2 separate regions of the Mus musculus genome follow, and region 1 is linked to region 2. The links are chromatin contacts, found by Hi-C or POLR2A ChIA-PET in ENCODE. All regions are on one chromosome and are shown on one strand. The core of a region is the stretch at or near the end of the contact, and the rest is flanking DNA. Distances in the headings are between cores, read along the strand shown.

The links. A loop is a pair of places that touch in the nucleus more often than their neighbours do. ChIA-PET counts read pairs that join two places held with the same protein, here RNA polymerase II (POLR2A).
Region 1: POLR2A ChIA-PET joins it to region 2 with 36 read pairs in embryonic stem cell. The contact joins the promoter of Dhps here to the promoter of Best2 in region 2. A Hi-C loop is called at or near these places in 2 of 37 maps with a recorded cell type or tissue (left cerebral cortex and v-Abl transformed pro-B cells). POLR2A ChIA-PET finds 5 or more read pairs at or near these places in 4 of 5 experiments (Patski and embryonic stem cell).

The regions. Positions count from the first base shown.
Region 1 is chr8:85,070,001-85,075,425 of GRCm38, reverse strand. It overlaps Dhps (deoxyhypusine synthase), which reads right to left and starts at 3,669. Exons shown (of 9, transcript NM_001039514.1): 1 at 3,373-3,669; 2 at 2,810-2,974; 3 at 2,010-2,131; 4 at 1,827-1,923; 5 at 1,659-1,745; 6 at 1,109-1,214; 7 at 930-1,033; 8 at 567-692; 9 at 265-492. The coding sequence starts at 3,579. The coding sequence ends at 397. It overlaps Wdr83 (WD repeat domain containing 83), which reads left to right. Exons shown (of 9, transcript NM_026399.2): 9 at 83-391. The coding sequence ends at 232.
Region 2 is chr8:85,011,857-85,017,184 of GRCm38, reverse strand. It overlaps Best2 (bestrophin 2), which reads left to right and starts at 2,777. Exons shown (of 10, transcript NM_001130194.1): 1 at 2,777-2,808; 2 at 3,599-3,803; 3 at 3,901-3,995. The coding sequence starts at 3,652.

The DNA.
Region 1 (5,425 bases), core at 2,420-4,919, 57 kb before region 2:
AGGGACAAGCTGACTGAGGACTTCAGGCAAGATCTCAAGGAGACCGACTGATAGTAATAGTTCCCCACCACTCATTCCTTAGGGTGCCTTGGCACTGGCCCTGCCTGTGGGTTCTAATGTGGTACAGTCACTGGCTTACCATCCCACGGAACCCTGCCTACTGACTGCCATGGGAGGCAGCATCCAGTACTGGCGAGAAGAGACCTATGAGGCAGAGGGTGGAGCAGGCTGAGGCTTACGGACCTGACACCAAGGATGCAGACTGACTCAGAAAACCCAACCAAAGGGCCATTTATTCTAGAGATGCTGCTGACCAAGGAGTGGGCCTAGGGAGGGGCTGGCATGTAAAGTAATAAATAAAGGTGTGGCAAAAAGCCTCAGTCTTTACCAATCTTCTTAGTCTTCATTCTTCTCAGCTCTGAAGGCATCTGCCTTTTGGGCGAATGTCTCAGCCACCAGCAAGGGGAAAACCAGAGAAGCATCAGCATAGACCTGCAGAAGACCTCAGTGAGCCCTGGAGCCATGGGCAGCCCACGGACCCTGCACCCTGCCCTGCCACCATCTACCTTTACTGGCTGTGCGTCCATCCGGATCTTGCCCCAAGAGACAGCCTCATCTGGCCGGGCTCCGGAGTCTGAGCCATCAAACTCCTGGGCTGTGTTGATATAAACAGCGTAGTCTGCTCCATTCCTCTGTGGGTAGAGGAAGCCCTCGTCAGAAGCCGTAGAAGGCTGGGTATGATGCAGAGGAAGGCCTAGAGAGCTTTTAGGAAGGGCCCATCAGTGCCTGAGGCTGCCACAAACCATCCGCAGGAGACCACACCTACCTCTGCTCCCACTACAGCACTATTCCATGCCTCCGATCCATTCCCCTTCACCCCACAGCCACCATATAACACAGTGGGGACGGTCACAGGCCACTGCACTCACCATGAGGTTAGCGTTGGCAATGTGGTGCTTGACCACACCTCCACCCAGGATGATCATCCCAGAGCGCTTGGCGAAAATGGCCTGCGTGTTGATGAGTCGCAGGTCTGTGAGAGGGCAGAGGTCAGGCCTTGACCTCGGCGGGCTTTCCTCCCCCTCCTCCCCGGGCCTTAGCACCTCACCTTCAACAATGTCCAGGACCAAGCCTGGGTTTTTATAGGAATGGAAGAAGATCATGTCACCCAGTGAGCCATCTGTGAGTGCTGGACTCAGCACAGGGATGTGGTTCTGGTGGAGACAAGACCAGTCAGCAGCTACAGCTCACACCCCAGGAAAACCCTGACCCCCAACCCAGTGGCGTCCCTCCCAACCTGTGTAGGCCACTCAATTTCTCTGCTGGACATGACCCCTCTGTTCTACATGTGGAGGCAGAGTGAGGAAAACCACACATGGCTTGAAGGTGCTGGCACACTGAGCACTGGCTTGTCACTTCCAGACTCTTGTGCTGCACTGTCCCTGGGTGCACAGTACCCTGGGTCAGGCCCCACTGACTTCTAGGGTACTACACTAAATCCCGGGAGTGTAGGGGCATAACTAGGAGAACCTTGCCATCAAGTGATACACCTCGTCTAATTTGGGGAGACCAAGAATAATTATAGAGACGCTCAGGTAGCTACAAAGACAAAGTCAGTACAAGCCAAAGCCTGGGAATACCGTCCCCACCCAACCCACCTTATGGGCCCAATAATACACAGAGTCTGGGTTGTTGATCTCCTTCCCAAGCCGGGAGATCATCTTGGAAGGTGTCCACTTCACACCCTATCATGGGAGAGAATATCGTATTAGCTCATATGTCTTCTGACTCTTACTATGCAGGTCCCCGAGCCCTTCCAGCCCCACCTCTGTGTTCTGCTCCAGCACCATCTGGTCCAGAATGGGCATGAGCCAGTCCTCAAACTTGCAGTAATTGTCATTCGGCACCAGCAGGTTTCCAATCCTGGAAATGGGAGCCATGCGGGCATGGGTCACGGGGATCCTCTGCCCAGCTTCCCCGCCCCGACCACTACTCAAAGCCTCCCTCACCTGTTGATCCCACTCTCCCGGAGCTCCTTCCCCCTGAGGCTGAACTCGCCAAGGTATGTGGGCGCCAGGCATTTGATGAGATCTTCTTCCACACCTCCAGCAGTGGTCACCAATACATCCACCTGTGGTCGGTCGCAGGCAACACTGACCCCCCCTTCTAAGCAGCAACCTAACCTGGGTGAGCTCATCCAGACCTAAGCATGAGCGCTACAACAAAACCAACTCCAGGCCAGGCCTCCCTCTGCCTGAAGCAGACCCACAGCCAGAAAAAGTGGCACGGTCTTGCGATCCCAGCACTCGGAAAGGAGGCTGAGGCATGAGGACTGCCGGGATGTCAAAGAACAATACTCCATCTCCTCACACCCTTTTTTTTTTTTAATCTATTTTGGGCGGTGGTGGTGCATGCCTTTAATCCCAGCACTTGGGAGGTAGAGGCAGGCAGAATTTCTGAGTTCAAGGCCAGCCTGGTCTACAGAGTGAGTTCCAGGATGGACAGCCAGGGCTATACAGAGAAACCCTGTCTCAAACAAAACAAAAACAAAAAAGACTAAAAGATGTATTTAATATATGTGAATACACTGTCCCTCTCTTCAGACACACCAGATCTGTAATGGCATCAAAAGATCCCATTACAGACGGTTCTGAGTCACCATGTGGTTGTTAAAAAGCAAACCCAAATCTTTCACAGGACCGCAAATAATCTCTGAGCCTCTTCATTTCTCTTAACTGAAAAATAACCCTTTTTTTTTTTTTCCTACTGGCCCAAGGAGGCTGGGGTTCCAGAGCTAACGTGGACCCACCATGTTGTGCTGCACGAGGTATCGAATGGTCTCCCGGATGCCTGAACTGATGAGGTTGGAAGTATAGCCCAAGAAAATGGTGCAGCCTGTAAGTGGGCGGCGGCTCTGAGTCAGGTCTGCGTGATGATCTTCATCTACAGCCAGTGGCTCCAGTTTTTTCTCAATCTGGTCATAAGGGCACAGGAAAGTTGCACTAAGACTCCAAACCTCAGTTGAGGTACCCTACCTGGCCTGGATTCCAGAGGTTGATTGCACTCAGGGAGACTACTACAAAACCAAAGCACAACCCCTGGGCAGACCCTAACCCTCCCATTCCAGGTCCAGGTCTGTCACTTGATGGTTTGAGAACCACCCAGTATCTTCAAGTCTCCTTCCACCGGGAAAATCGAACCCCGGGCTCCCCTAGCGTTAAGCTCCTCCTACAAAGCCCTTTTGGATTTTTAACTCCAAGCTCCACCCATCGCAGAACTCTAGTTTACCCGGACTCCGCCCTCTCCCGGACGCTCACGCGGAAATCCGCGCGCAGCGGCCCGGCATCCCGCCCGGGTGGCCCCGCGCCTCACCATGGCGTTGACTTGCTGCACCGCGCGCCCGAAGTTGGTAGCCTGGAAGCCGGTGGTGCGGTAGGCGTCCAGAAGCGCATGGTAATCTACGCCGCGGTTGAAGTCGTAGCCTTGGACCTGGGCGCTCTCGGGCGGCAACGCTGAGCTGTGCTTGAGCACGGCGGCCAGCGCCGAGGAGGGCGCCGCCCCTGGCGGGGTCCCTTCCATGTGCTCGCGGCCGCTCTCAGGTCTCAGCAGCCTCGGCGCCCTGAGACCCGCAAAATCCCTCAGCGAGGTCGGCCGGAGCCCAGGAAGTGCGACTCGAGAGCCTTGGGGGCGTGGGGCGACGAAACCGGAAGTCACTTGGTCTCGTGACCTTGGGCAGCGCCCGCCGTCCTGGTAGCCGCCATTTTATCCCTGTGTTCCGTACATGTGGTCCAGGAGCTGTTACTGAGCTTCAAGCATAGGGAAGTGCCTAGTTTGCAAGCTGTCTCTCTGTCCAAATATTCTTGTCCCCCATGAGCGAAGTGATTGTTTCTTGGACGGTGTCCTTGAACACGACTTAGGGCATCAGGCAAAAAAAAAAAAAAAAAAGAGTTGCAGCCTTTTGTCAAATGGAATAGTGTTTTCTTTTGATGCTTCTTCCAGTCTCCACAAACTTTGTTGCCTCCTCTTTTCCCCCTCCAGCCATAGCTCAATTTTAACTGGATCATGGGCCTCTGGGGAGGCAGGGATGACTGCCATCTATTTACCACGAGAAGCTTGCTGAGAATCTATCATGCATCCTCTTAATGATACACTGAGCCTAGGACAGGGGCACCCCTTCTTCTGGTTTGTGTAGTCTAGACTAGAAATAGTGCTCTCTGCTGGAAGCTGAGATTTAGCAATGGACAAGACCTCTGACCTCCCGGTGACCATAGTATGATGAAACAGAAAATGGTTTAGTGATTAAACCAGGCTTGGGACACACTGCAATCCAGAGGTCGAGGCAGAAGAATCTCGAGTTCCAGGCCAGGCTGAACGATAGAGAGCAGGACCCTGTCTTAACAAAAGGGACCTGTGTGGCTAGGGAAATAGATGTTAGTATGGTCCTTGCTTTTTGAAAAAGCAAGAGTGTGGATTGTATATGTGCGTTCAATTACCAGAACTCAAGGGGCTTGGGGGTTGACAATACCAGTAATTCCAGCTCTGGGGAAGCAGAGACAGGCAGATCCTTGGGATGGGGCCTGCAGAATGACTCAGTAGCCAAAGGCTTACGATAGAAGAAGAGTCTGGATTCCCATACATTCTCTTCTGACCGCCACAGCAGGCCATGCATGCACAAGGTCATAACACAGGCTTGAGGACCAGGTGAATGTCTTCTGAGAGTGACATATGAGGTTGTCCTCTGGCCTACAATCAATCAATCAATCTCTCTCTCTCTCTCTCTGAAGAGGAGGAGGAGGAGTTGGTAACCTGAGCTGAAGGAAAAGGTGATTGGTGAAAACTGCCAAGACCAGAAGACCCAGAAAATTCCTATTACATAAAGACTTCAGAGACACTATTTTTCCAACGATCCCCTTCATTTAACCAATATCTGCCATCAGTGCCCAGTACCACTACCTGGAGGGAGGTCTGCATACATCCGGGAGGGCAAAGTGACTTGAATCCATGATACTTATCACCTCCTCCTCCTCCTCTAGGGAAAAAGTTGAATGAAGGTAGCTATGGCTACTCTGACTAAGATAGTGATGGCGGGGGGGCTAGAGAGATGGCTCAGCTGTTAAGAGCACTGACTATTCTTTTTTTGGTTTTTTGAGACAGGATTTCTCTGTATAGCCCTGGCTGTCCTGGAACTCACTCTGTAGACCAGGCTGGCCTCGAGCTCAGAGATCCGCCTGCCTCTGCCTCCCAAGTGCTGGGATTAAAGGTGTGCACCACCACGCCCGGCACAGCACTGAATATTCTTAGGAAGGTCCTGAGTTCAAATCCCAGCAACCACATGGTAGCTTACAACCATCTGTAATGACATCTGACGCCCTCTACTGCTGTATCTGAAGACAGCTACAGTGTACTCATATAAATAATAAATCTT
Region 2 (5,328 bases), core at 1,528-4,027:
CCCTTGGGGAAAGCACTTAGCAGATCCGGGTCTCCAGCCCTGCTCTGCACCTGCAGACGCATTGGAGACTGGAACTAAAGCATGACTTTGGAATGTTTTCAAGTTCCAAGCCACAGCTGCTTGGTGCAAGGGGACAAAAGGGGGTGCTTGAAGACATACATGACTCAGGAAGTGTTCCTGGTACACTCAGGGTCTAGGCGTGCCAGGGAGCGAGCGCATGGAAGGGGAACCCATTCACGAGCTTAGACTTGTCCTCCCGCCGGACTCAGGGTGTGTGCAAGCCAGTATGGGCACGTTAAGGTGGCAAATGTAAACACACAGGGCAGCTATAGGGAAGGACTACAGACTACAAGCCCGTATTGCCCAGGTTCAGATACTAGCTTTTCGATTGTATGTCACCTTTTGGCTAGTAGAAATACAGGAGCCATCTCCCTTGCTGATGAAACACACGGGTTTTTTTTTTTCTTCCTCCAGCACCCTGCTCATACCTTAGTAAGAGTCATGTGCTTATTGTAGTGAAGGCATGTGAACCAGGCAACCTGCCCTCCAGCCCAGCTGGGCATCAAGAACTGTGTGAGGATGTGTGTGTGTGTGTGTGTGTGTGTGTGTGTGTGTGTGTGTGTGTGTGTGTGTGTGTGTGTGTGTGCTGGGGGAGAAGGGATGAGCTGCGGGGAGCTCAAGGACACATACTAAGGAGTCAGGATAGTTAAGAACAGCCTGTCCAGTGCCCAGGTCCTACAGCTGGCAGTGTCACCCCAGCCAGCAACCTTTGTTGCTGAAGTTTATAGGCTGCTGGGCAGCTGGACAGCGGAGATATGGGTCCAAGAGTGGCCAGCCCAAGCTGGTTCCTAATTTACCCGGGTGGGGCAGACTTCTGCCAGTCTGGGAACACTGAGTCCTAGCCAGATGGGCCTCCAGGGGTGGTGCTGCACTGGGCCATTCCCACGTCTGTTGCTCAGCAGGTAGATAGCAAGAAATGCATGGGGACTCAAGAGTATCTCTACCAGATCTACTCTCTGAGCCTCTGCCCCTCTCATACCTGTGTATCTGTAGACATCCTTGAAGTTGGAGGTAGCAGTGGGAGTGCTCTTTGGGCCAGGCTATGAGTAGCCCTCCTGTTGGTGTGTCTCTGAAGAGAAAACCTCTGCCTCAAATCAGTGTCAAATGTAGGGACAAGGATTTGTGTCCCTGGTGGTGTGTTTAGGGCATTGTTGAGTATGAGACCTAAGTATATGTCTGGGTGTTTCTGCATACAGAACATAACAGTACATAACAGAGAAAGCACTGAGAAAATGTCTCTCTATTTTAAATTTTAGACAGGGCCTAACTATGTAGCTTAGGATGTCTTTGCATACATAGCCTCCCAAATGCTTGAATTATGGGCATATGCCACCATGCCTGCCTCCATATATTAATGTACAAATGGGTGGGTGTCACTGGGGTTTTAGTTGATGAAACTGTAGTAAGGATCCCTGTTGATGCTAGGGATGTTGTCTAGGGCTTTACAAATGCTTGACAAGTCTTTTGCTGTTAAGCTACACCTATAGTCCTTGCAAATATGCCTTCACTACGTTAGCAAATGTCAGGAACCCCCAAGTTCCTCCTCTGACCCTAGGACTATCCCACTATTTTGAGAGAGGTGCTCCCACATTTATTTCTCGTGTGAGTTTGGAGGTGTCTTTGACTTCTTTTCTCTATTGGGTTTTTTAAAAAATATTTATTTCAAGCTGGGTGGTGTTGATGCACTTGAGAGGCAAAGACAGGTAGATCTCTGAGTTCATGACCAGCCTGGTCTACAGAGTGAGTTCCTGGATAGCCAGGACTACTACACAGAGAAACCCTGTCTCAAAAAAAAAAAAAAAAAAAAGTCTAGAACTGGGGTTTTAGACACTTGTAAGCAACAGTAGGGGTATAGGTACCAAATTCTGAAAGTACAGGCAGTTTGAGTTCTTAGTCACCACATGTACTTTTTCATTTCTGTCTATATGTGTCTCTGCCTGGGTTGGGATATGTGCACTTGGGTACAGGTGCCCTTGGGTCCCCTGCAGCTGGAGGTAAAGGTGGTTGTGAGCTACCAGACTGGGTGTGGGGGACAAATTCTACAGAAGCAATATACACTCAACCACTGAGCCACCTCTCCATCTGTTGGGTTTGTGGGACTCCGTCTCATTCTGTAACCCAGGGTAGCATGGAACTCATGACAGTCCTCCTGCCTTTAGCTGCCAGCATTCCTGGCTGACCTTGAAAGTCTCTGTGACAGTGTAGATTGCCACTGTGGTAAGGGAAGCAAAATGTGTGTCTGGGTCTACAATGTGATGTGCATCTTTGTGACAGCTTGAGACCACAGGAAACTGAAGGGTGACCCAGTCTTGCTGGGCTGTGGATGTGGGGTGTGTGTGTGTGTGTGTGTGTGTGAGAGAGAGAGAGAGACCTTCTCCTTCCCGCTTTTTCAGCTCTAGGTTCCAGATACCTTGGACCTTCTCCCTAGGAGGGAGGGATACAAAGAGGAGCAAAAAAGTACAAGGCAGACCACACACACACACACACACACACACACACACACACACACACACACACACACACTACCACTACCCCACCCAACCCCACCCCCCTGCCCAGGAGACAAACTGGCAGACCTTCTCCAAACAAAGTTCTGAGGCTGTAACTCAACTAAAGGGGATGGACTTGGGAGGGGCTGCCCACGCCCACTCCCCAGCTCCTTCCCAAACAGTCTGGCTTCAGCCCCACCCAATACTGAAGACACCCTCCCTTTTAGTCTCTGTCCCTTGTGTCCCTGTACGGCCACAGGTGAGAAGGGCCAGGTCTGGGAGAATAAATGGCCCTGGACTGGCAGGCTTTGGGCAGGACTCCTGGAGAGAGAGGGGCAGAGTGGAAGGCTAGGAGGGGCAGCACAAAAGGAAGAAAGGTAAAGGAGAATCTGAAGAAGGCCTGGAGGTGTCGGAGCTGGGGGATTAAATGGGCATTGGGGTAAGCTGGTTCCTTGTCAGAGGAAGGGAGGCTGCTGGACAGACTGGGGAGCCGGAGCTTTAGAGACGCCATTCAGAGCAGTTCTGAATATGAGGGGGATAGTAGTTCTGCCGGGGCAGACTGTAGTCTCAAGAGAGGACAGAGAGAAAGCCAAACTTGGGAGAGTGGGCAACAAGAGGGGGGATATTGAACCCTGAGGATTAGAAACTGAAGACTCAGGAAGTCAAAAAGATTGAGTGTTGTACAGGTGAAAGGGATAGGAGGGTGTGTGGGAGGAAGGTCAAAAAGTGACTAGATTCATCCAAAGGTTTAGGAGTGAGGGACCTAAGATAAAGTCCAAGGGGCTTGGACCATCAGTCTAGAGAAGGAAGGCAGAGCAAGACTGGGAGATGGGAACTCGAGAAAGGGCCAGGACCCGGGAAAAGGGGGGGGGCGTTTGGGGGTTGGGGTAGGGTGGTACCAGGACGGGAGTGAGGACCGCCCTAGGGCAACGAGGTGCTAGGGTGCTGAGACATTGGATATCATCACCTGCTGCGCTGTCGCCCGCACCTCCACCTTCAACTGAAAGCCCCAGGATCAGCCCCTCCCAGCATCTTCCCTTGGCTCACAGGCCCGGACCCAGGCTAAAACCTTCTCCATTGGCCACACTGGCCAGGCGCAGCGATGACCGTCACCTACACAGCCAGAGTGGCGAATGCCCGCTTCGGTGGCTTCTCGCAGCTGCTGCTGCTGTGGCGCGGAAGCATCTACAAGCTCCTGTGGCGAGAGCTGTTATGTTTCCTGGGACTCTACATGGCACTAAGCGCCGCCTATCGGTGAGAAGACCTGGAGTTGGGGCTGGGGATCTGAGCCCTGCGGAAGGGACTGGGAGTGGAGGGGAGACCTGTAGCTACTGCATTCCCTACCCCACAGCTTCTTACTGGCAGAAGAGCAGAAGCGCTACTTCGAGAAGCTTGTCATATACTGCGACCAGTACGCCAGCCTCATCCCCGTCTCTTTCGTACTTGGTGAGGTTGGGCCCCCTGAGAATCTTATTCCTACGTAAGGGAGAAATCTGTTTTCCATCCATGCTTCTTGGAGACCCCCATTCCTACCCCTCTAAGACTCAAATCTAACCTCCAAAGCTGGGTGTGGTGGCGCACGCCTTTAATCCCAGCACTTGGGAGGCAGAGGCAGGAGGATTTCTGAGTTCGAGGCCAGCCTGGTCTACAGAGTGAGTTCCAGGACAGCCAGGGTTACACAGAGAAACCCTGTCTCGTGGTGGGGGGTGGGGAATCTAACCTCCAGAGCTTCCCACTTCCAAATCCACACCTGAAAGATGACCATATGACCCTACATCCTGAGACATTTTTTATGATGTCCTCTAAGGTGCCCCTTGGGAGCATCACCTCACCCACAGACATCACAAGTTGTATCTGCGTCAGGTTACTATCCTCCACACACACACCCATTCTGAGCACCCTCCCCCCAGGAAATAGATATTATTCCATTCAAATCCAGCCTGGCCCCTAGCCCTACAGAAAGCTCACATCCCTTGCATCACGTGGATGGGATGAACTGCCTGCCCAGCTTCCCCTTCCCCGCTCACACAGGCCCACACTCTTTCTATGTGTGGGGTTTGGTGGTGGTGGTGGTGGTGGTGGTGGTGGTGGTGGTGGTGGTGGTGGTTTTGTTTCTTTGTTTGTCTGTTTGTTTGGGACAAGGTCTCTTACTATGTAGTCTCGGCTGGCCTGAAATTCCCTCAGTAAAACAGGCTGAGGACTAAACTCTCTCTCTCTCTCTCTCTGTGTCTCTCTGTGTCTCTCTCTGACTCTCTCTGTCTCTCTCTCTCTCTCTGTTTCTCTTTTTGTTTCTCTCTGTCTCTCTGTGTGTGTCTCTCTCTGTGTGTCTCTCTCTGTGTGTCTCTCTGTGTGTCTCTCTCTCTGTCTCTCTCTGTCTCTCTCTGTGTCTCTGTCTCTGTCTCTGTCTCTGTCTCTGTCTCTGTCTCTGTCTCTCTCTCTCTCTCTCTCTCTCTCTCTCTCTCTCTCTCTCTCTCTCTCTGTCAAGGTTTCTCTGTGTAGCCCTGGCTGTCCTGAAACTCACTCTGTAGACCAAGTTGGCCTCAAACTCAGAGATCCACCTGCCTCTGCCTCCCAAGTGCTGGGATTGTGCCACCACAGCCAGGCTTCCAGGCTTAAACTCTTTTATAAATTCCTGGTTTGGGGACTACATGTGGCTGCTGTGGTAAATCTATCTAGATGTCCTCGGTGTACATTCCACCTTCACACACCAGTGTCCTCACCTTGTTTCCAGTCCAGATAACCCAAGCAAGCCCAGTGGTTCCCTGGGGTCAGAGGAATG